Linked DNA regions of Mus musculus: regions 2 and 3 are each linked to region 1. The links are chromatin loops, found by intact Hi-C in ENCODE. Cell type or tissue: heart. All regions are shown on one strand. Each heading gives the region's core, and the rest is flanking DNA. Links, peaks and the distances in the headings are about the cores only.

Region 1 (8,025 bases), core at 1,743-6,742:
ATCTTAGCTTCTTTCGTCATCTGCTCTTGTCCGTGGATGTGTGGAACATTCCCACTCCTTTGTCCACCTCTGCTGGGGCACGCACACATCTCTGCGGCTTCTCTGTAAGGAAGAGGTTGGGTCTCATGGCGAGCAAACCTTCCAGCTTCAAAGGTAATGTCAACTTGTTTTCCAAAGTGGTTGCACCAATTCACACTCCCGAGTGCAACCTGCACAAGATCCTGCTGCTGCACGTTCTCTCTGAGGCGTGTGTGCTGGTGGTGGTTGGGGGCAAGGACTCAGGTGCCTGGGGAAGAAGGGAAGGTGGAGGGTGCAGGGGCTGGCAGTGGGAGGAGCCCACTCAGCTTGGCTGGGGCCTGGAGAAGTGTGTGGCTGGCCCATCTGATGAAGACTCACTAGAGAGCTTTAGTTTTGTACTCAATGGCACTTAATAGGCCCAGGAGACCATTCTGTCCTGGTGAGATGTGCCTTTCACATCCCAAGGATGTCAACACAGTCCTAATAAAAACGATTCTTTAAATGTCTTTCCTTCCTTCCTTCCTTCCTTCCTTCCTTCCTTCCTTCCTTCCTTCCTTCTTTCCTTCCTTCTTTCCTTCCTTCCTTCCTTGCTTCCTTCTTTCCTTCCTTCCTTCCTTCCTTCCTTCCTTCCTTCCTTCCTTCCGTCTTTCCTTCCTTCCTTCCTTGCTTCCTTTCTTCCTTCCTTCCTTCCTTCCTCCCTTCCTTCCTTCCTTCCTTCTTTCCCTTTCTCCTCCTCCTTCTCTCTCTTCTTTCTCATCTTTTTTTAAAGGAAATATATATATATCTTGTGTATATATCATGGGACATATGTGAGGATCAGAGGAAATATGAAGGAGTTGGTTCTCTGCTTCTGTGCCCTCAGAGGCCAGAAGAGGTTTTTTGATTCCCTAGAGTTAGAGTAACAAACAGACCATTGTGAATTTCCCAACATGGATGCTGGGAAGAGAGCGCCCGTCCTTTGAAAGAGCAACAAGAACCCTTAACCGCTGAATAACTGCTCCAGCTCTGTGCTGGATAGTTCTAGGCCAACTTGACATGAGCTAAAATCATCTGAGAGAAGGGATTCTCAATTGAGAAAATGCTTCCATAAGATCAGTCTGCAGGCAAACCTATAACACATTTTCTTAATTAGTGATTGGGGGGGGGGCCCAACCCATTATGTTGTCCCTGGGCTAGCAGTCCTGGGTTCTATAAGAAAGCAGGCTGAGCAAGTCAGAGGAAGCAAGCAAATAAACAGCACCTTCCATGGCCTCTGCATCAGCTCCTGCCTCCAAGTTCATGCTCTGTTTGAGCTCCTGACTTCTCTCTGTGATGAACAGTAATGTGGAAGCTAAGCCAAATATACCCTTTCCTCCCCAAGTCGCTTCTGGTCTTGGTGTTTCATCGCAGCAATTGAAACCCTAACTTGGACAACCTCCACCTTTGTTTTCTTACCATGTTCCTGCTCCCCTCTCTTTGGAAAAATGGAAAGAAACAAACTGAGCATATTTTAAATTCTGATCTCCATCATTCTTAGCAGAGCATTAATTAATTGCTTATCCATGGTAATGAAGAGCTAATTACCTAGTGTAGAAAGAAGAAAGGAAACATGAGTATGAATTTTCATCTGGGCTCCCGTGTGACGGAAATGAGAATGAGCTGCTTGTGCTTGGAGCTGACCATCAGTGATTAAAGGAAGAGCTACGGTCTGTTCATGGGCCGCATCTTAGGACTGGGAGGAGGAAGGGACAAGGTAGGCTTAGCCATCTCCTCTTAGGCAGACACAGGGATTAAGAAAGCTGGAACACGGGCTGGAAAGGTAGCTCAGTGGTTAAAAGCACTGACTGCTCTTACAGTGTGCTTAGGATCAATTCTCAGCACCCACATGGCAAATCATAGCTGCCTATATAACTCCAGTTCCAGTGGATTTAGTGCCCTCTTCTGGCCTCCATCAGTTTTTGCACACACATGGCTTATGAAAACACACACATGTACACAATAGATAAACAAAACAAAGAACCCACCCCCCCACACACACACACAAAGATCCCTGCCTAATGACCTTTCTTGCTTTGGCTCACTGCCATTAAAGTGTCACATTGGAACTGTGATTCCAACTATGATGCTCTGCAGACTGCAGAAAGGCCTTCTAGGAATGCAGGACACATTCCCAGCTGCAGAGGGTACTGCCAGCGCTTCCCAGGCTGATGTGCATATGATGACAGATCAACAGGTCACGCTGGTTCCTGAGTTCCCTGCAAAGTCACCTGGGGCTGGGGTCTAGATTACACCAGCTTTGTCTGCTCTTTAAAAAAAATTGTTAATTATTTTACGTGCATGCACATTTTGCCTATATGTGTGTCTGTGTACTATGTGCCTGCCAGGTACTCAGAGAGACCAGGGGAGAGTGTCAGATCCCCTAGAAGTGGGCTTACAGATGGTTATAAGGCTCAAGTGGATTCTGGGAATTAAACCCAGGTCCCCTGGAAGAGCAGCCAGAGCACTTAACCAATGTGTCATCTCTCCAGACCCTTTTCTTTGCTCTGACCCTATGGATGGTGACTACTAGTGACTAGTAGTTTGATGTTCTTGCCTTGACTTCTCCACAACGATGTACACACTGATGATATAAACTCTAACCTGGAATTGACTTTCTCCCCTAAGTTGCTTTTTATTAGAGTGTTGGCTACAGCAGCAGAAATAACTCTAGGTCATGGCCCCGTCCTCTTCCAACATAACCTTAGGAACCAACTGTTCTGACCTTTGGAGGTTCTTCTACTGCTCAGCTTCTCTGTCGGCAGAGACAGCAAAGGCTTCCCTCAGGACAGACCAGGTCCAGAGTAAGGTGAGGGTAGTCTCTGGCTTCCAGATGCCTTCATTGTCCTTGGACACGTTAAAATGTCCCCATTGAGGCACAGGGAGAAAGGCCAAATAAAGTGCTTGCCTTGCATCAGGACCTGAGTTTGGTCTCCAGAACTCAAGTGAACAAGCCTGGTGTGGCGGTGCAGTTGGAATCCCTGTGCTGGGGGGTGGGAAAAAGTCTGTCCTTGGGGTTTGCCTGTCAACCAGCCAAACTACCTAAGAATTCCAGGCCAGTGAGAGAGACCCTGTCTCAAAAAACCAAAGTGGATATCACCTAAGGAATGACACCTGAGCTTGTCCTCCGGCTTCCACACCTATGTGCACACACATGCATGCACACCTGTACACACATATGCACACCTGCTCACACACATATGCACAGTCATACACGAGCGCACACAAATGGCACTGCACTAAGTCCTAGATGATGGAGTCATTGACTCACAGTAGAGGGGTCACCCAACACCTGAGCACTGTTTCTGTAAGCAGCCTGGTTTCTATGGGCTCTCTTGCTGGGTCTCCTTCAAATGTGTCCTCAGCTTGATGCTGGATGTCTCTTAAAACAGCTGTGGTCTCTGAGCTCAGGACCAACTCACTGAGATTGTGTTAGCCCATGTGATTCAGGAAAGGCCAGTGCGCTGTTAATTAAATAGTCATCTCCAGGGACTCAGGATGACACTTCTCTGGCCAAGCTGGCTGATTCCTGCTATTGCTCCAGTCACCGGTAGATGGCACTGTTCTCCCACAACAGATGCCTGCTCCCGCCTAGCTGGCCAGGCTCACCAAAGCTGTCAGCCCTATGATTCCTTGGAGACAGAGACACCCCGTTCCATGATGCCAGCTGTGGACTGTCACTGAGGCTGCGCTCATGGTGCATTTGAAGACCCTCACCAAGAAGATGTCACTAAGAAGAAGCTAAGCACTGGCAAGAAGCTAGGTCTTGGGGGTCCAGTCCCTGCACACACCTGTGTGGTTTGTCTTTCTGACAAGGAAGAGCTGCTTTTGGACTCTAAAAGCCCAATTTCTGCTGCCCCAAGAGATGGCAGTGCCATTTCTAACCCCAGGTGAGCCCGTGCAGTCCAGCAGGGTGTCTGGCAGGAAAGCAGAGGCCAGGACCCTTTCCCGTTCTGGTAGCTACACTGGGTTCCCGGATCTCCAGGGGCTTCTTGGACCTAACGGCTAATACGAGAACTGAGAGGTGAATGGAGAGCTCAGGTCATGGGAAACAGCACGCCTTTCCCTGGGATAGGCTCAGTCTCTGGATGGGGTGGCAGGCTGTGCGGGGAGGGAGGGGATCTAGGTCCCAGGCACCAGCTGTGACACAGCCCTGTGTCCTTAGGCAAATAATTTAAAGTTTCTGAATCTCAGAGAAAAGCAAGGGAGTCATATTCCATTTGAGACGCTCTTCTAACGCCCTGCTGTGGGAGACATGGGAACAGAGCAGATTCAAACTGCAGCAGGAGAGGTTCAAGCTAGATCTGTGAAAAACATCCAGGCTGAGCAATGTAGTGATGAACTGGGACAGGGAACCCTGCCAACTCCACAGTGCCACCTACAGGCTGGAGGACTGAAAAGGAAAGACCAGGCCATGATGTCAGCTGCAGTTCTGGACGTGCAGAGTAACACCAGAGGGTTGGCCTCTAGGAGATAGGATGAGGGTGTAGCAAGAAAAGAGTAGCCCAGGGGTTGTTGGGTATGACGCTCCTCCCTCACTGCGCTTACGGGTTAGAAGCTTGGTTTTCAATGTGGTGATGTTAAGAGGAGATCAGGTAGGAAGAATTTAGACCATTTGGGGTGCTGTCCTGAGAAGGGATTAAAGCAATTCTTGTGGGGTTATGAGAGAGTCATTACTGAAAAGCAAATCTGCCCTCTCTCTAGTCTCCATTTTGCCTTGTGAGGTCCCTCTCTCCTTTCTCTCCTCCCTCTTAGGATGCTATCTACTGCGATATGGAGTCGGAAGTATCTCATCAGAGACTAAATAGATGGAGTTACCAAATCTTGGAGTTTAAGCCTCCAGAACTGTGAGCTAAATAGACCTATTTTCTTAACAAAACATCCAGGCTCATGGATTTCATTACAGTGATAGAAAACAAGCCAGAAGATCCCCATAGAGCAAAGTAAGCAGGCATGCTGAAGGCTAAAGAAAAAAAATTGTTCTCATCTGGAACTTAGCTTTTTTTTTTTTTTTTCCAGTTGGGTCCAGAAGCCAGGAGGGAGCAGAGAGGAGGACAGGATGGTGGACTTGTCCAGGCTGCAACCAACAAACATGTACCAAAAAGATGCAGAGAATCAGGATTTCCAGCCCGGCCTGAACTCTACTGAGCCACATACCACAGAGCATATCCTCCTGTGGACCTTGGAGACTCCCGAAACCGTATCTCCATCCTGACTCTTTAATAGTCCCCACCCTACCCCATATTTCTCAGGAATCTACAGTAACCAGCAGTTTCTGGGTGATCCACAAAAAAAGCCTCTCCAGGTCTTTGAGGGAACCATAACTCTTCCCTGGGCTGAGAGGTGAGGGCGGGGCTGAGTCTCTGCATGGTTAAGGTGACACCTGTGGGTGCTGGGTTAGCCCAGCTCCAGCGTCAGGGAAGGAGGGATGAAACTCCTTCCTGAGAGCCTCTTGGCCCCACAATTAGCTGAATAAAGGTTTGATACATTCAGCAAGTGTTAGCAGAGAAGAGCCCCAGGCAGGGCAGGGGTTGTTTCCTAGGACCCAGGCCGAGGGGATGACCATGACCGAGGGGAACATCAGTCTGCTCAGATATGTGGCTTCTCAGAGACTGACTGGCAGGAGGGAAACGCTGTGGCCCAAACCAACACCCAGACCTATTTAAAGCTTTAATGTTACAAAAGGTCTAGGGGTGCAATGAAGAAAGGAGGGATAAATAATTCAGAAAGCAGAAGGAGAGACATTGCCAGTTCTGATGGAGGTTCGTGCTGGCTGAATTCGCAGCTGCACCCAGCCTCCCGGGAGAGGGTGCAAGCCAGGACAGAGGCCGGCTGGCTTGGCTCTCAAAATGTTTCTTGCAAACCTTTCCTCTCACCTCCTCCTCCCTTCTCAGGGCCCTGTGAGGTGAGGCGTTTCAGATGGGCCATGCTAGCCTGGAGCCCAAGACCCCTGACCACCAGCCAGCCAGCCTTGTTCATGCCTCAGACTCCTGCACCCTGTGGGATCCAGTGAGGGACACAAAACATTGCTGCTTCTGGAGTAACCAAAAAAAAAAAAAAAAAGACCTGTGGGAATTTTGGGTTTTGTCGTGTTTGTTTTGTTTTTATGTATATGTGATTGTATGAGTGTGTGGGTTTTTTTATGTATGAGATTTATGTGAGTGTGTGAATAGGTATGTGTGAGTATGTGTGTACATGCAGATGCCACAGCACACTTAGGGAGATCAGAGGACAATCTCCAAGGCCAGTCCTTGCCTTCTTTGTTTCTGTTGTCCCCACTGGGTCTGGCCTTCCCCAGCCCACGAGCTTCTGAGGATTCAGCTCTTTCTTCTCATCTCTCTTCTCATAGGAGCTCTGGGATTTCAGAGTCACACAACTGTGTCTGGTTTTGTTTACATGGGTGTTGGGGATTTGAACTCAGGTCATCGTGTTTGCACAGCAAGTATACTACCCACTGAGCCAAGACCTGGTTTTCTGAGAGTAACTTTTGTTTTTTAAGATTTACTTATTTTATTTATATGAGTACATTGTAGCTGTCTTCAGACACACCAGAAGAGGACATCAGATCCTATTATAGATGACTGTGAGCTGCCATGTGGTTGCTGGGATTTGAACTCAGGACCTTCGAAAGAGCAGTCGGTGCTCTTAACCACTGAGCCATCTCTCCAGCCCTTCTGAGGGTAACTTTATACAACTGTGTGATCCTGGCAAGGTTTTATATCCTCTCTGGTCCCTCAGAGGCTTCACTTTTCTTTAGGATAAAGATGTGAGCATCACCAGCTGGACTGATGCTCCTGGCATATTCCCATAATGCCAGCTCTTGGAGGGCAGAGGGTGTTTAAGGTCATCCTTGGCTACTTAGTAAGTTCAAGTACAGGCTGGGCTATACAACAGACCCCCAACCTCTAGTTTTGGTTTTTCAAGACAGGTTTTCTCTGTGTAACCCTGGTTATCCTGGAACTCACTCTGTAGACCAGGCTGTCCTCAAACTCAGAGATCCACTTATCTCTGCCTCCCAAATGCTGGGATTAAAGGTGTGCACCACCACCACCCTGCAACCTGTCTCTTATATAAACACAAAATAATAAAAATGAAAAAAATTAAACTTATCCAGTCTGATAATCTCTGTTTCTAGGCTGTAACTAGGAGATAAGAAGAATCAGAGTTTACCTTGTGAATGGTTTGAATGGAGAGGAGATCACTTGCATTGTGTTCCATGGGGACGTGTCCTCTGCTTCCTGCCTCCTCCCCCTCCCTCTCCCTCCTCCTCCCCCCTCTCCTTCTCCCCCTCCCTCTCCCTCCTCCTCCCCCCTCTCCTTCTCACCCCCCCCTCAGTTCAGCCCAGGGAATCCGGACAAGAAAGTTGCTCTGTCTTAGTTTGAGTTTCATTGCTGTGAAGAGACACCATGACCACAGTAACTCTTATAAAGGCAAACATTTCATTGAGGCTGGCTTTCAGTTTCAGAGGTTTAGTCCATTATCATGGTGGGAAGCATGGCAGTATGCAGGCAGACATGGTGCTAGAGAAGGAGCTGAGAGTCCTACATCTTGATCTGTAAGCGGCAGAAAAGGGACTCTCTGTCTCATTGACTGTAGCCTGAGCATATACAACCTCAAAACTTGCTCCCACTGTGACACTCTTCCTCCAACGAGGCCACACCCACTCCAACAAGGCCACACCCACTCCAACAAGGCCCTGTGTCCTAACAGTGCCACCCCCTATGAGCCAAGCATTCAAGCACATGAGTCTATGAGGCCATACCTAATCAAACCACCACATCTTCTCTTCATCTTAGAAACTCATTTGGAAAACAAAAATCCATTTTCCTAGCTTTCTCTTGTCTAGACCCAGAAGCCAGAAGCTTATCAGTGTTAATGAAGCCAGGACCTAATTATTGAGCATACTCATGTTAAAAAGGGCCTTTCAAATCATGCAGAGAGCTAACACACTCAGAATAAAAAGGAAAGGAAAGCTGTTATCTTGAAATGCCT
Region 2 (8,025 bases), core at 1,226-6,225, 65 kb after region 1:
TAACCAACCCATCCTGAGCCTTGCTTCCTGGACTCTTCTGAAACTGGCTGAATTCTGCTGCTGTGTCTCAGCCCCACCTCAGAGGGCTAGCCTTGCACGGCAACAGGTCTCTGCTTCCGTGCACAGCCCACAAGAGCTTCTCCACTCTCTGCCAAAGGCCTTTCCTCATTCAGTCCCCAGTGAGAAGTCAAACTGAAGCACATTGCTGGTGATCTGAGGGAGGGCCTATCGAGGGGAATGCAGGTGGGGGTGGAAGGTGTGTGGGGCCAGTCCCCTGGGCATGGGTGTGTCCCCACACTTCTAGATGAACCTCCTTTCTCATAAGTCTTCTTTCTCAGGCTATGCCAGGAACCCTCATTTTGACCATTGCAAATGCCATTCGTTCTTTTCTTGGGGACATCCTATTTCTGGTTGAGTTCTAACCGTGTCTGATCCAACACACACATTTCTCCTAGGTATTCCAGTGCTCAGAGAACCTGGAGAAGATGGGAGACTTGGGCTCTCTGGCGTTCTATTCATTCCCTCCTGGAAAGGTACAGGAGAAGGGAGTTTCTGGGATTTGTTCGTCAGCATCCATAGTCTGCCTCAGTTTCCTTGAGCTGTTTCCCCAATCCTTAATTCAGGCTAAGATGGGGCTGGGAGAGCAGCCTCCATAGCAACAAGAGGTCAACAAGAACCTTAAATCTTGCTTTTGCTTACTTCTGTTCCCTCTAGCATTTATTCTTACTCCTGGTACCCACCTGCTTCACAGCAGTGGCCCGGGTTCAACTTTCTGGCCTGAGGTCCTCGCTGCTTCTGAGCTTGGCATCTAGACTCTCCAAATCGGGCTCTTCGAGGGAGTGGCCAGCTTAGGTGTTGTCTGGTTTTGAGCTCTGTCCGCGATAGATCGTCAAAGTTGTTGCGCCCGAGGAGAGCAGGGGCTCTGGCTAAGCTGGAGTCTCCGGCTTAGAGCACCTAGATGCTCTGGTCCAGCACCCACCAGTTCTGCGGGGCTAGGCCGGGTCCTCCCGAGCTTTCGGTCTGCAGGTTGAGGAGCGCGCAGCCGCTAGACTGGGAGTCGTTCTCGCTACTCCAGCCTTTGCGGGCACCGCCGGCTTCTTCGAAACTGTGTGGGGGTGCTCTGCGGGGAACCTGGGCACAGCTGGCCCGCAGCGGCCTCTTGTGGCGCACAGCAAGTCAGGAATAGAAGCCCACCGACTCTCTTTTCAGGGACAGTTCCTTGAGCAAAACACATCAATTATAGCAGGTCACTAAAACTTTCAGGAATGTGGCCCCTAGTCTAGTAGTTCAAGGAGGTAGGTGGTATTTTGGGATGGGGATAGGCGTTGCATCTGGGAGTAGTATTCATTTAGACCAGCAGTAGGCTGTTACTTAAATCCGAGCTCATTAAATCTTACAATTCAGTTCTTCAGACCTCGGACAGGGTTTCACACCTGTAATCCAGAATTTCGGAGACAAGGCAGGGGTTAAGTGTGAGACCCTATCTAAAACAAACAAAAAAAACAAACAAACAAGCATACATACATACAAACAACAATAAAACTCAAACCAAACCGAACAACCTTCTAAACCCAAACAAAGAAAGAAAAGCACAGCAGGGGTAGGGAGATGGGAAGGTAAGATTGCCTGAAAGTTTGAGGAAGTTTGGTCTGTATGGTTTACACAAGGTTCCAGACCTGCTAATGGCTACTTAGCCAGACCACATCTTCAAAGGAAAGAAAGAGAAAAGGAGGTGGTGTGTGTGTGTGTGTGTGTGTGTGTGTGTGTATAAAATCCAGTTCTTTGTTAGTACAATCAAGTGTTATTTAAGGTGCTTCCCAGGCACTAAAAGCAGACCACTGTATTAGAAGATTCTCAAGTTGCATAGTTTTTGGTTTTTTTTTCTTTGTTTTGTTTTGTTTGTTTGTTTGTTTGTTTTACCACAGGGGTTCCCGGCTGCCACCCGGGAAGGATAGTAAATACTTTCAACGGGCTGGAGAGATGGCTCAGCAACCACACGATGGCTCACAACCATCTGTACAGCTGCAGTGTACACATATACATAAAATAAATAAATAAATATTTAAAAAAATATACTTCCAGCACAGAAGTGCTGCCCTCCTGCGTGGGAGGACCAAGGGTAGTACCGGGGTGGAGAACCAGGCTGCAAGGTTTCACCAGGCATGAATGGCCCTGTGGATAATGGGTGTGACTCTCACCTTGGAAACCAAATCTGAGGTTTCTAGTATCTTCATCAGAAAGACAGTCAATAGTCCCAACAACAAAAATACGACAGGTTCATGTTTTGGGCTCATTAAACACTTGAGGGTAGAAGTGTGCTGTGACTCTGCCTCTTCCCAGCAGAGGTGTATGTACCTGTTAGAGTAAGGAAGGTTTGGGAACGTAATAGTGTGGGGGAAACAAAGAAGGACCCTGCTTCTGGATCCTGAGCATACAGCCCGGGACGGGGCGCTCCCTCTCTCTGGATCTCTCTTTCCAGGGTGCTGAGAATTGAATTCAGGTTATCAGGCTTGGCACTTTTGCCTGCTAAGCCATTCCCCCTACCTCTTTAAGACCAAGTCTCATTATGTAGCCTTGGCTAGTCTGGAATTTACTATGTACTCAGGCTAGCCACCAACTTGTGCTCATCCTGTCTCTACCTCTGCCTCCTAAGATTATAGATGTGTGCCACCATGTTTGTTCTGAGAATGCCCTCTTCCCGCCCCACCCCCTTCTCCTCTGTAATGGAGGAGTGTCATTCAGCTCCCAGCAGGGTAAGCATCTCACCAACTTTTCCTGCCTTCTTCCTCCTTGCTCTCACTGTACTGCCTCAGGGAGAGGGCCGGGAATGACTGAAGAGGTCTGATGGTCTAGGAATAGGAGAGGGGTTCAGATGCACGAGAGCCCTAGAGTTTGGTTATAGATGGGAGCCAGAGTGGTTCCAGAGTTCAGGGGAGCAGCTAGCATCCCTGTCCATGATCTGATACTGGAGTCCAGGGGTCAATAGACCCCAGTTCTGTGGCGTGGCCCATCTTTGCAGTCACACTGTGGATGCTGTGAAGAGCCCAGAAGCTGGGTGATGCCGAAAGGTGATAGATAAACTGACCCAGAAACACTGAATAATAAAACTAAAGCTTTTTTTTTTCTCTCTCTCCAGTCTTTGGCTTCCCACTGACATTATCAGACAGTTGGCTTCAGTTTTTCTCAGGAAGAAAACACTCATAGTGGCAGTATGCATGTTCTTTGCCCCTGGCTGCCTTTGAGTCTGATTTTATCAGTCCTCCCCACCTCTACCCTGGTGATTTCATTTTTCTCTGCCCTGCCCTTCCCCTACCCCCAAACACAGACCTAATTACAGCAAGTTTGTACTTTGAATGACCACTGTGTAATTTTTATTTAGAAGTGGTCGAGAAAGGCGGCACAGGTTAGCCCAGGATATGAACAGGATGCACATAGCTGGGTGCCTTGAGGTGGAGTCTCAGCTAAGAACAGGGAGTCGTGGTTCCCTCAAGGAAGGGCCTTGACTTCTGCTAAACTGTGTGTTGGGGATAGATGAAGGAGTGGATAGTGATCAACTCTCTAAGCCCAAGTATAAGGACAGAATTCTTTCTGAATCGGGTCAGTAATCCTTCCCTAGAGAGAAGACAGAGAAAAACAGCCCCTCTGTGTGAATCGTAGTGGGCTTTCCTGCGACCCACACACGCTTTTGGCCTGGCCTTTGTCTCCCCCTGGCGGTAGCCAGAGAACTTGCTCAGCATTGCTTTTCTGCTTGCAACCTCAGGGTGGAAATTTAGGAGTCCCGCTCCCCTCTGGGCCTTTTTCCTAGTCCAGAGAAGCCAGTATCTGTAGCAGGTTCTGACATGGGTATGAATCTCTAAGTGACTGCGTGAATCTTAGGCAAGTCTATAAAAGAACAGGAGACTGTCTACTCCTACTTCATCTGTAAAATGGGTGTAGCTTACCTTGCATCGTTTTGTATAGTGATCTAACAACTAGACCGTGCCTTATAGAGGGCCCAGTGTGGAGCAAGCCCTCAATAATCATATTTATTTACTATGTCGTTAACCTTACTAACTGGCCAGCAGACGTCTAAATATGGAGGTACGGTTCTGAGAAAGTGGGATGGAAGTGACAATTGTTCTTTCGAACGTGGAGGTGACCTTTAGGAAGAATAGTGCCTTCAGGCTGCCTGGCCTGGTTAGCACCGCGACTAGCACCAGTTCTCTCTGCTCTCGACTCTGCAGCCCTAACCCAAAGTGTTGTCACACCAAACCCTTCACACCCAAGAGGATGTTTCGCTCTGAAGTCATCAGCTCTATAATTCTCCATTCTGGCTGGCCCACCCCCAACCGAGCGCGAGGAGGCTGCCTCGCCCACCCTCGTCATAATGGGCAAATTCTAGCGGATTAAATCTAGCGGATGTCTAACCTACAGCATGGTTGAAATATTTCCTTCGTTCCGCTTCTTTCCCACAATAGACCCTTCCCCTTTGACACTCAGGCGGGACAAAGCAGGGATGCGGAGGCGAGGAGCGGGTGGAGCAGTTCCCGGGTAGCCTGGAGCCTGGGGAAGTTTGTTAAGGACCAGGAGTGGGCACCGCCCACCTGGAACCCTAGGGGCGGGGCCTCTCAGGGGGCGGGCCCACGGTCGAGGGCGGGGCACGGAGGCAGCATGCTAAACCGGGTGCGCTCAGCCGTGGCGCACCTGGTGAGCTCGGGTGGCACTTCTTCCCAGCGCTCCAAGTCCCCAGATCTGCCCAACGCTACCTCAGCGCCTCCCGCCGCCCAAGAAACACCTAAGAGTTCCCGGGAGAAGCCTGGGAACCAGGTCGGCGCGCCCCAGAAGACCGCGGAGACTACTGTGAGCTTCTCTCGACCCACCTTTCTGCAGCTGAGCCCCGGAGGGCTGCGGCGCGCCGACGACCACGCAGGCCGGGCTGTGCAAAGCCCCCCAGACACCGGCCGCCGCCTGCCCTGGAGCACAGGCTATGCCGAGTGAGCGCCCCGGGGCTCCCAGACGAGGATGGGACTCCCATTCTCCCGGGAGACGCATCCCGGCTTCAGGAACCATCCCAGGAACCTGCACCCCTCCCAGACATCCCCCGGACGGGGTGCAAATTCCACGACCTTCTTCAGGACCTTGTTCACCCTGCCCCTCGTCGACTCAGGACAGTCCCCACCCAGGGAGGGCGCAGGGAGCACCGCCGAGGATGAGTTGGCGGGTTCCAAGTCGCGGCCCGCGGTTCACAGGCTAGGGGAGGGGAGGTTTGAGAAGGACTAGTTCCTTTTGCCAGGGAGATCGCGGGTGGAAAGACTCGCTCATCCGCTTCCTGGCCCCAGCTCCCCAGTTCCCTGTCCTTCTTACCGGTCCCCTCCCCCTCCACACCCAGAAATAGCCCGCGACACCAGAAGGCCTCTGGCTTCCCGGGCGGGGGAGGGGTCCGCCCGCAGAGCACGACGGTTCCCTTTGGTTATGGGTGTGTAGACAGATAGGTGCCGGTAGAGATCAGCGTACTCTCAGAACCTGTATATTTTAAAATCATCTTCGGGGAAAGCCAAGCCAAGCCACCAGGGGAATGGGGGCACTGAGGTCGTGGAAGGAGGTGGTGGGTAGCCCCGCACCTCCTCATTAGCTTCTCCGTTGGAAGGGGTTTGTAGCTAAGAGATTCCTGCCCAGTCCAGGTGGGTCTACATACCCTATTTGGGCCGGAGCGCTTACCCACTCTTAAGAAAAACCGGAACTTTCACTGGGTCGTTTTAGGATGAGGGTTAATGTGTGCATGAAGGTGAAGGTGCCATGAATCACTGTCTGAGCTGGTTGAGACTGGAGGTGGGGTGTAGTATTTTGACCAGCAGGGGAGTAAAATTTACTGTTCCTGTTTGGCCACTCCCACCCCCACCCCCAGCACCACCTTCCGGAAAGTCTCCTTAGCCAAGGATGGAGGAACTGAGGCAGGCAGTTACTGTTGCGGGCCTTTCTATGAGGCTGTACGTTCTGCCGCCAGACAGTACTTCTTGCTGGCCCTGCCTTCTCCTCTTCCCTCTGGCTTGGAGCCCAGGCAGCTGTGACCTTTTTCAGCTTGGCCAGCGAGCAGGAGAGGATGTGTGTGTGTATGTGAGTCTAAGGTGGGGGTTATTCCAGGACCTAGTCTGGTGTCTAACCTGGTGTGGGACGCTCTCTGGTAGGGTCATCAATGCTGGCAAGAGCAGGCACAATGAGGATCAGGCTTGCTGCGAGGTTGTGTATGTGGAAAGTCGGAGGAGCAGGAGCGTTACAGGGGTCTCCAGGGAGCCTAGCCATAACCAGGTAATACTCCATCCCCTTTCCTAATCTCCAGAGATGCGATGGCACCTCTCCCCTGGGGTTTCAGGCATTGGTTCTAAATGGGAGAGGTGTGGAGGTTCTCCCTCTGTCACAGAAGCCCTAAGTGGCTTCGATTTGATTAGTTCTGCTAGGAAAGTTTACTATTCCATTTCACATGTGACTGTTCATGCACTTATGGATGATTAAACTAATCAGTACTGACCTTTGCATTCTTCATGTTTTGAACTTGGCTCCTCTTTCTCTTGACACAGTAGGCTGTGCATGAATAAGTGAATAGATCTAAATTGCCTTGATATCACACTCAGATCTCCCATGTGATGGTTATATGGCTGCTAACCTGCCCTGTCTCCCTCCATCCCTACCGACTTCCAACTTTTTCTTCACCAGGGCTTCTGCTTTTACTACTGGGGCCTGTTTGATGGGCACGCTGGTGGAGGAGCAGCTGAAATGGCCTCCCGGCTCCTGCATCGCCACATCCGGGAACAGCTCAAGGATCTAGTAGAAATACTTAAGGATCCCTTGCCGCCTCCCCTCTGTCTCCCATCCACTCCTGGAACCCCAGGAGCCCCCAGTCCTTCACAGTTGGTTAGCCCTCAATCCTGCTGGTCTCCACAGAAGGAAGTGACCCATGACAGCCTGATAGTAGGAGCCATTGAGAATGCCTTCCATCTCATGGTGAGTGGATGGCCTAGGCCAATAATGTGCTAAGTAGGCATTCTAGTCAACACTGTGAGGTGGAGGTGGGTGGGTGAACCCTAGAATCCACACTGCCTTTGAGAGCCTGAGCGGAGCTTGGTCCTGTTACCCTGTGTGGTCCTCTTCTCTTCCACTCTGGCCTGGAGAGGTGCAAGGTGGAGTAGGTGACTATGTGCCGCAGGTTTTTCTGTTTCCTTTGACCCTTCCTCACCTGGCAGGATGAGCAGATGGCTCGGGAGCGGCGTGGCCACCAAGTGGAAGGGGGCTGCTGTGCACTAGTGGTGCTGTACCTGCTAGGCAAGATGTATGTGGCTAACGCAGGTGACAGCAGGTGAGTGGGAAGAGGGCTTTGAGAGTGGCCGTAAAAGGGGAACATCCTCCCTAGGATGAGGGGAATGCAGAGAGTGAAGGGGTGCTGGGTTAAGTATTAAAGACCGCAGTGATCAGTAAGATATAAGGAAAGGTTGCCATATCCACGGGGGACGGAGAGATGAGGACCCAGGCAAGACATCATCAGGCTCATTATGGGGAGGGCCTGGTCCTCCTGCATGGAATTCTCCACTCAGACCGAGAAAGCCAGGTCCAGACTCTTTCTGTCTCTGGGCAGGGCCATCATTGTCCGAAATGGGGAGATCATTCCGATGTCCCGGGAGTTCACACCAGAGACGGAGCGCCAGCGTCTTCAGCTGCTTGTAAGCAGGGGCTAAAATCCCTATCCCTGGTCTTTCCTCTCAAGCCTTTCAAAGCTTCCCACTGGGAACTTCCTGGGAAGGTGCTGCGTGGACGTCTGTGGGGTGTTGGGTGAGCTGAAGGGGTAATGCAGCCGGAAGGAGCCTGGGCTGTCTGTGTAGCCCCAGGAAGGAAGTAGAGTCAGAGGTGGGGGCGGGGGTGAGAATAACAAAGGCCGGAGCAAGGGTGTGTTATCTTCGTGCATCCTCTCTTGTGGTCTCTCTATCCTGATTACCTGGGGTTGAATCCTATGTTGCTAATTGTGTGACCTCTGACAAGCCCCTTACTCAATTGTTT
Region 3 (8,025 bases), core at 1,226-6,225, 340 kb after region 1:
ATTAATATTTATTAAATGGTTCCCGTGTTCCGGCAACGACTTCATGTCATTTAAGTACTAAAAGATTGCAATTTGGGTCAATTTTTTCCCCCTTTTTTCCTCAATTGGCAAATGCACCGTAGATGTCCTAAGTGTTTGTTGCTGGCCTGGAAGGCCATGGTAGAGCAAAAGAGGTTATACTGGAAATGAAGACAACAAACCCAGGTCTGGTCACTGCCCTGTCATAAACTGTTGTTAACAAATCACCACCGAGTGGGCGGCTTAGAACAACACAGCATGTTCTCTCTGTCTGGAGGCCAGAGGTCTTCAAGCAGTTGTTGACAGGTTGTGTCCTTCTGGGGGCTGTGAAGACACCCATCCCATGACTGTCTCCTGATTTGTGGCTCCAGGCACTCCCTGGCACTTCTTGGCTCTTGCATCACCCCAGTGTCTGCCTCTATCTCGACCTGGCCGCCTTCCCTTTTGCCTCAGTATTTCTTTCTATATGTCCTCCTCTTTCATAAAGACACTTAGACATATGGGACTTAGAGAGCACTATGACTGTTTTCTTTTGTGAGCTGGTGTCTCTTTATATAGACCATGCTGGCCTGGAAATCACAATAGGTGGATGTATAAGCATGTACCCCTGTGCTTGGCTCATCTTAACTCATGATGTTTACGAAGACCCTATTCCAAACTAGTCCACATTCTGAGGATTGGGGTGGACAGTAGTGTTTAGAGGACCAGCTTGGTACTAATCTAGTCGGCAATCTCCTCACTTAATCCTAATCATATATATATATATGTGTGTGTGTGTGTGTGTGTGTGTGTGTATGTGTATCTGTATATGTGTGTGCTTATATATTATATGATATGCTATAATATATAATGGTTTATAGTGTATATTATACCAATTAAATATTAAATTGTGTCCCAGGTACTGTGGAGTTAATTTATATAAAGCACCTGTGTCAGTACCCTAGGAAGAATATTAATATTCCCATTTTTCCAGATTTGGAAAATTGAGTTCAAAGAGGCCCACAACTGAAGAATTGGGTCAAGTCTTTTTCTGAAATGGGAGAACTTTGTAGGTAGACATTTTAAGTGTTTGGGAGGCAATGATAGAGTAAAGGAGGTTGGACTGGCTAAATACAGAGCACACCCTCACAATTACTGTGTTGCATCACCTCTCACCATGCTCAGTGGGTTAGGACAATAGAGAATGCAGCAACATCTTTTCGGTTTGTGGGGCCGGCGAGATGGCTGGGTAAGGGCACCTGCTGCCAAGCCTGACGATGGGAGCTCTGTTCTTGAAACCCAGGTGGCAGAAGGACAGAGTGAACATCTACAGACTGTCCATTAAGTTCTTTTAAAAATTTTTATGAACGAAGACCAAAGTGTGGACACTTTGCCCCTTCTTAGAAATGGGAACAAAACACCCATTGAAGGAGTTACAGAGACAAAATTTGGAGCTGTGACGAAAGGATGGACCATCTAGTGATTGCCATATGCAGGGATCCATCCCATAATCAGCGCCCAAACGCTGACACCATTGCATACACTAGCAAGATTTTGCTGAAAGGACCCAGTTATAGCTGTCTCTTGTGAGACTATGCCGGGGCCTAGCAAACACAGAAGTGGATGCTCACAGTCAGCTATTGGATGGGTCACACTGCCCCCAATGGAGGAGCTAGAGAAATTACTCAAGGAGCTAAAGGGAACTGCAACCCTATAGGTGGAACAACATTATGAACTAACCAATACCCCGGAGCTCTTGACTCTAGCTGCATATGTATCAAAAGATGGCCTAGTCGGCCATCACTGCAAAGAGAGGCCCATTGGACTTGCAAACGGTATATGCCCCAGTACAGGGGAACCCCAGGGCCAAAACGGGGGAGTGGGTGGGTAGTGGATGGGGGGGGGGTGGGTATGGCGGACTTTTGGAATAGCATTGAAAATGTAAATGAGGAAAATACCTAATAAAAATAAAATAAAATTTAAAAAATTTATGTGTATTCGTGGTTTGTCCACATCTACATATATGTGAGGGCATCAGATCCCCTAGAACTGGAGTTACACAGTTGTGAGCTACCATGTGGTTGCTGGGAATTGAACCTGGGACCTCTGGAAGAGCAGCCACTGCTCTCAACCACTGACCCATCTCTCTAGCCCATTATTTAACTTCTACACTCAGGTCATGGCAATGCAAGCACACACACAAATACATGAATAAGCATAAATAATTTTTTTTTTAAAGATTTATTTATTTATTTATTATATGTAAGTACACTGTAGCTGTCTTCAGACACTCCAGAAGAGGGCATCAGATCTTGTTATGGATGGTTGTGAGCCACCATGTGGTTGCTGGGATTTGAACTCCGGACCTTTGGAAGAGCAGTCGGGTGCTCTTACCCACTGAGCCATCTCACCAGCCCACATAAATAATTTTTTATGGGACTTGGTGAGATGACTCAGCAGCTAAGAACACCGACTTCTCCAAAAGGCCAGGATTCCATTCCTAGCACCCACATTTCAACTCACAGTATCAGTTCTGGGGTTCCATCTCTACCCTCCTCTGGCTTCCCGGTACTCCAGGCATGCACGAAGTGCACGGACATACACGAAGGTAAAATATTCATAGACATAAAAAAAGTAAAATAAAAAAAAATGTAAAGGTGAGTATGGAATGCTTGGAGCTGAGTAGTTTTCTTGCAGTTGTGTGAGTGGTTTGAATTAATTTTAAAATGGGGGAGGGGGAGGGGAAGGGGGAGAGGAGGGGGAGGGGAGGGATAAAGGTTAGATTCCCAGTGCCACATAAAAACAGAACAAGAACAACAAGAGAAAAGCCAATAGCGCCGTGACTCTCGGTAACTCCAGTTTCAGGAACTGGCACCATTATATATGTACATGCAGGCAAAGCACTAATGCACTAATTAATAGCAACAACAACAACAACAATAAACAAACTGTTAAAGGACAACTGCCCAAAGTGTGGGCGGTTACCTGAACCTCAGTTTCCTTACTTTTAAAATGAGATGATCGCCTCTATCTCCAACCCCAGGCTGTGAATATCAGTAAGATGGTGTACATTAAAGTAGCCCATCAATTTCCACGTGGGATTTTGTAAATCACGTGGAGACCTTTCTGAAGATCTTTCTCCCTGTGAGTTTCTGCTCTCCAACTAAACACCGGAGACTATTGTATTCTAGAGTAGTCTTTTAGCTGTGACCCAGGGCACACTGGCTGATGCTGGGTGAGATAGATGAAGAAGCTGGAGGAACCGTGAAGGGTGCTGTGTCCTACCCACTCTCAAAGACCAGACGCCAGAGGCTCTCTAGTCCGGTGCCAAGCCGAAGGCGAAGGCGAAGGGAAGGTGTTTCATTCCTGCTCCCTGCATTTCCTTCGCATCTTTTGTCCCCACGAAGGCCTTTCTGAGCTACTCTTAATCTTTCTTGCTTGGACCTGAGCGGCCGGGGAAACAGGCGCATTCCTAGATTTTTGGGTGTGGCCCTCACTGCTTTCCTGAGCTTATTGCGCCCTCTAGTGTTGATCGGTGAGCCCTGCAATTGTCTACTTTTCAGGCAGTCTCGTGGTGCGTTGATAGCTTTTCCTTTTATGGGTGTAGGCAGAAAGCCCATCAGGTAGGGGATTCCAAAGACTGGCAGGCAGCTCAAAGAGCCAACTCCAGGAACAGATTGGTTTTTAGCGGAACGTGGCCAGTGTGATTATGACGGAGCCACACGGACTTTCCTTATCCTGGATTGCAGTGAAGGTAGTTCTCAGAGAAGGAAGGAAAAAAACCTATTGAGTATTTACTATGAGACACTGAGCCAGACACTTTGCATATACACCGTGTAATCTTCACATGTATAATTCTCATAACCACCTGACAGGTATATATTACTACTTCTAGCTTTTCAAGAGAAGAAGCAAGTTCAGAGAGGCCAGCCAGCTGGCTCAAGGTAACGTGATACCCACATCGTACCAGTTACTAAGTGTCGACTTCACACCAGGTACAATGCGTTGGTTATCACCACAAGAAAGCTTTAAGGTCCATTTTGCTGATTAGGTAACAGATTTCAATCCTTTAAAAAAAAAATAGTTAAGTAGCTTGCCTGGAGTCATGGAGCAGGGTCTCCCAATCTTTTACTACAGAGCTGGTGGGTGACATAAGTGTGTCCCTAGCCTAGGCCAATGTGACTAGGAAGACTTTTGCATCACTAAAGTCCGTTCTGAGGACCAACTAATTAGGGTCATCTGTTTTCCATGATGGTAGTGAGAAAGTCAGACAGAAGTCTACAGAACCCGAGAAGTCACACAATACTGCTGTCAGGAAAAGCATCCATAGGGCTCTGATTCCCATCTCCCTTGATTTATTCTGTCTGAAACCCACATGTTCCCCCAAGGCTGATGTGCCAGTCAGGGCTGCAGAATACAAACCTCACAGGACCTGAAAGAATTGTTAGAGGGGAAATTCCTGGAAATCGATAAATGACAGGATTCTGAAACCATCCAGTGAGGTTCCCAAGAATCCAAATTATTTTTAACTCACCCTCTCACCCTCCAAACATTCATTCGTCACCGGACTCTTGAGTAATGCTTTGTGTCTCAGAGTGAGTCACATTTTCCTCTCTTCACCGTCGTCTTCAAAATCGTTAAACAACTATTATCATCACACACTCTGAGCGAGGAACTGGTAAACTGTCATTGGTTTCTTTATCCTGTTTTTTTTGACAGAGTTTCACTACAGCCTTGGCTGACCAAGAACTTGCTCTGTAGACCAGGCTAGCCTCAAACTCACAGAGAACAGCCCGCCTCTGTCTCCTGAGTGCTGAGATTAAAGGCTTGCACCGCTCCCGTTTCTTATTTCTAAATGTAATTTTCATACATTTAGATAGGTGGGAGATGGTATTAGTTGACTATGATTTTGTTTTGTTTTTTGAGAAAGAGGCTTTCTACACAGCCTTGACTGTACTGGAACTCATTATGTAGACCAGACCTGCCTCTTCCTCCTGGGTGCTTGGATTAAAGCTGGCTGACTACACACACACACACACACACACACACACACACACACACACACCAATCCCTCCTGCATTTTGTGAGTGTGTAGGAGAAAGGATAACCTCTGGCGACATCCTCTGGTACACTGTTTGCTTCCTTTGGGACTGGTCTTTTGCTGATGTGGAACTAATCGGTTAGGCTAGACTGGCTGGGTGGTGGGTCCCGGGGAGCCTTTGCTCTGTCTCCTCAGCAGAGGAGTTATAAGCCACCACGCTGGACGCAGGTCCTCATGCTGGCCAGGCAGGCACTTTATAAAGCCGCTGTCTTCTCAGCTCACTCTTGCCTTTCTGCCTCTACCTTTCTTCCTCCTCCCAAGCCTAGGCTAATCCTTTCTGTCCCTGCTGGGCTCTGGCCTTGCCAAGGGGTTAAAGATGGTCCAAAGGCTGGTCTTCCTCTCCTTTCCTCTTTATTTCCCTCTTCTCCCACACACAGCCTGACATTAAGCAGAAAATAATTTCCACTCTAGGGCCGGAGACAGAGCTTCTGTTGGACCAGGCTGCTCCATGGTTTTGATTTGATGAAGGCCAATTAGGCATTTCCTCTGGTCTGTTATTTCAGCTGAAGCACCACACAGTTGGCTGAATGGGTCCTTGTTGCTCGCAAAAGGGGGACATATTTATAGGGAAAGTAATGGTCCTGTTATGGTTGTCGGCGGTACCGTCATTTCTAGGCAATTTCCTGGTAAGTGCCCTTTGGAGCAAGCACATGCTGGAAGCATCTACGCCCTTAGTTCCTGCTTCACTGCTCCTGTTGGGTCCTATGGGGCCCCCATCTGTCCTGAACAAAGTGACCAGGATTTCTGTTTCTTTGGAAGGAGTTTGAATATTACATGCCCCCCTTTCTGTTGGCCATGTTGCACTCTGTTTTTCTTCTTTTCACTCTTGAAGTGAATATTTCATGCCTATTCCCATTACAGCAGTAACCACCCCCATCTCATTTTGGGACCTGGAATACCCAGGACTTGAGTTAGACTTGTGTAACTCGCTGACCCCAAGAAGTTCTGTTTTCCTGCAGTTATGCGTTCCAAATAAAATAACTCAAGCCACTATCTTACACCATAATCGGGACTCATGCTTCCCAAATAAAATAACTGAAATCATTATCTTACATGGTGATCAGACCTCCTCCAGATGTAAGGGACAGCAAGCTCTGGCCAAACTGGCCCAAGGAAAAGAGGTTTTTATTGGCTGGTGCAATGGAAAAGCCTGTGAAATTTGACTTCAGATGTGGCTTGATCTAGCTTCCCAAAAATTTACCAAGGTCAAGTTTCTCTTTGTGTAGCCTGAGACTCTGTCTCCTGTGTGTGGGGTTCTGTTCTCAGTCACTCTTTCTTTCTTCATAGGTGACGGGCACTGTGGATCCCATTTTATGTATGACCCTCCACATTCAATGGGTAGGATTACCCACTCTTTCCCAGACTGTATCTGTGACTGGACTTAATCCCCGTGTTCCTCCTCCTCCTCCTCTTCCTCCTCCTCCTGTTGATGTTTCAGATAGGGTTTCACTATGTAGCCCAGGCTACTATGGACCTTGTTATGTAGCCCAGGCTTATCTTTAATTCACAGTCAACTGCTTCCAGTTCAGAAGTGCTCAGACTATAGGCAAGGCTTGTGCTAGCATTTATACATTCATGCTGATGACTGGGGCTGGGGGCTGGGCAGCCTTCATCATTTGATCTGTGTCATAGGCTCCACCAGGAGATGTAGTCCAGATTGGTGAAAAGATACCACCTCAAATAAAAATAAAGATAGCTATATAATAAAGATAAAGATAATCACAACCCCCCATCTATTGTCTATAATCCTATATACCTACCTATTGCCTGCCCATCATCTACCTATCTATCATCTCTGTCTATCTGTCCCTAGAAACAGCAAGAATGAATGTTTTGGAAAGCAAACTGTGCCTGACACACATCTGAGTGTTTGTTTTGCGTTTGTTCTCATGTCAGTCTGAGGTACAGCTGCTACCCAGCTGCCACCTGACCCCTCACCTTGTCTTGCCTCGGCCTCAGCCTGGCGTTTCCTTGCTGCTGATCACTGTCATGATATTTAGCCTCCCTCAACTCGTCCTTTCTTGCCCAGAGACCCATTGATAAGAATTGTGCATAGCTGACTTTTACGGGGCCTGAAATGGATGGGGATGGGAGATACTGTGCTGCTGGCTCGTCTAGTCCAGCTCCTCCCACCCTCTGTGAGTGGCTGTCATCGTTAAGGACCTGATTATCTAAAACAGTGTCTTAAAGACTAGAGGTTTTTAAAGTGGAGGATGTCTATCAGTTTCTTTTCTCTGGTAAGAGCAGCTAAAGGGAGGACGGGTTGATGTGGCTCATAGTCAGAGGGTGCCCGCGCATGGCGATCGGGAAGGTATGATGGCAGGAGCATGGCACGGTGGTGTACTGGTGTTCAGCAGTGTGGTAGTTTGGAAGAAAATGGTCCTTTAGGCTCACAGGGAGTGGCACTATTATTAGGAGTGGCTTTGTTGGAGGAGGTGTGTCACTAGCAGGTTGGCTTTGAGATCTCAGAAGTGTCACTGTCACTTCCTGCTGCCTTTGGATCAAGATGTAGAACTCTCAGTTACCTCTCCAGCACCAAGTCTGCCTGCTTGCCACCATGCTTCCCCTGGCGACGATAATGAACTAAACCTCATAACTGTAAGCCAGATGCAATTCAACGCTTTCCCTTTCAAGAGTTGCTGTGGGTCATGGTGTCTCTTCACAGCAACAGAACCCTAACTAAGACAGGCCACCTTTCTCCTTTCCCCCCACCCCTTTTATTCAGTCCAGACCCTTAGCCTATGGGATGGTGCTATCTGCATTCAGGATGACCCTTCCTCATTTTAACACCTGTGGAAAGCACCTTAAAATGCATGTCTGGACATATGTCTTCTAGGTGATTTCAAATCCAGACAAGATGCTAATGAAGGTCACTCATTACGTCCTACCCCAAACACAGCACATTCACCAGTATCATCCCACCCTAA

What was found. Peaks named below come from ENCODE experiments on the same cell type or tissue, not always from the same donor. Only the 100,000 strongest peaks of a DNase experiment are listed, where the experiment ranks them.
Region 2: a loop joins it to region 1, with 4 times the contacts of the local background. A loop is called at or near these places in 27 of 42 quality-filtered maps.
Region 3: a loop joins it to region 1, with 14 times the contacts of the local background. A loop is called at or near these places in 14 of 42 quality-filtered maps.

What each region holds. Positions count from the first base shown.
Region 1 is chr3:104,710,764-104,718,788 of GRCm38, forward strand. No RefSeq gene overlaps it. Among named protein-coding and RNA genes, the nearest start is that of Gm34548, 34 kb to the left of the region's middle. In heart, for the core only: a CTCF peak has its summit at 4,405 (motif pointing left); DNase peaks (open chromatin) are centred at 2,188 and 3,608; H3K4me3 peaks cover 637 bases.
Region 2 is chr3:104,776,437-104,784,461 of GRCm38, forward strand. It overlaps Ppm1j (protein phosphatase 1J), which reads left to right and starts at 4,620. Exons shown (of 10, transcript NM_027982.2): 1 at 4,620-4,973; 2 at 6,165-6,285; 3 at 6,691-6,978; 4 at 7,218-7,330; 5 at 7,607-7,691. The coding sequence starts at 4,651. Tafa3 (TAFA chemokine like family member 3) reads right to left here and starts at 1,111. Exons shown (of 7, transcript NM_183224.3): 1 at 741-1,111. In heart, for the core only: a CTCF peak has its summit at 3,714 (motif pointing left); DNase peaks (open chromatin) are centred at 3,715, 4,595, 5,185 and 6,055; H3K4me3 peaks cover 2,403 bases; H3K27ac peaks cover 1,964 bases; H3K27me3 peaks cover 2,144 bases.
Region 3 is chr3:105,055,546-105,063,570 of GRCm38, forward strand. No RefSeq gene overlaps it. Among named protein-coding and RNA genes, the nearest start is that of Cttnbp2nl, 6.6 kb to the left of the region's middle. In heart, for the core only: CTCF peaks have their summits at 1,661 and 3,519 (motif pointing left); DNase peaks (open chromatin) are centred at 3,546, 5,656 and 6,126; H3K4me3 peaks cover 737 bases; H3K27ac peaks cover 2,051 bases.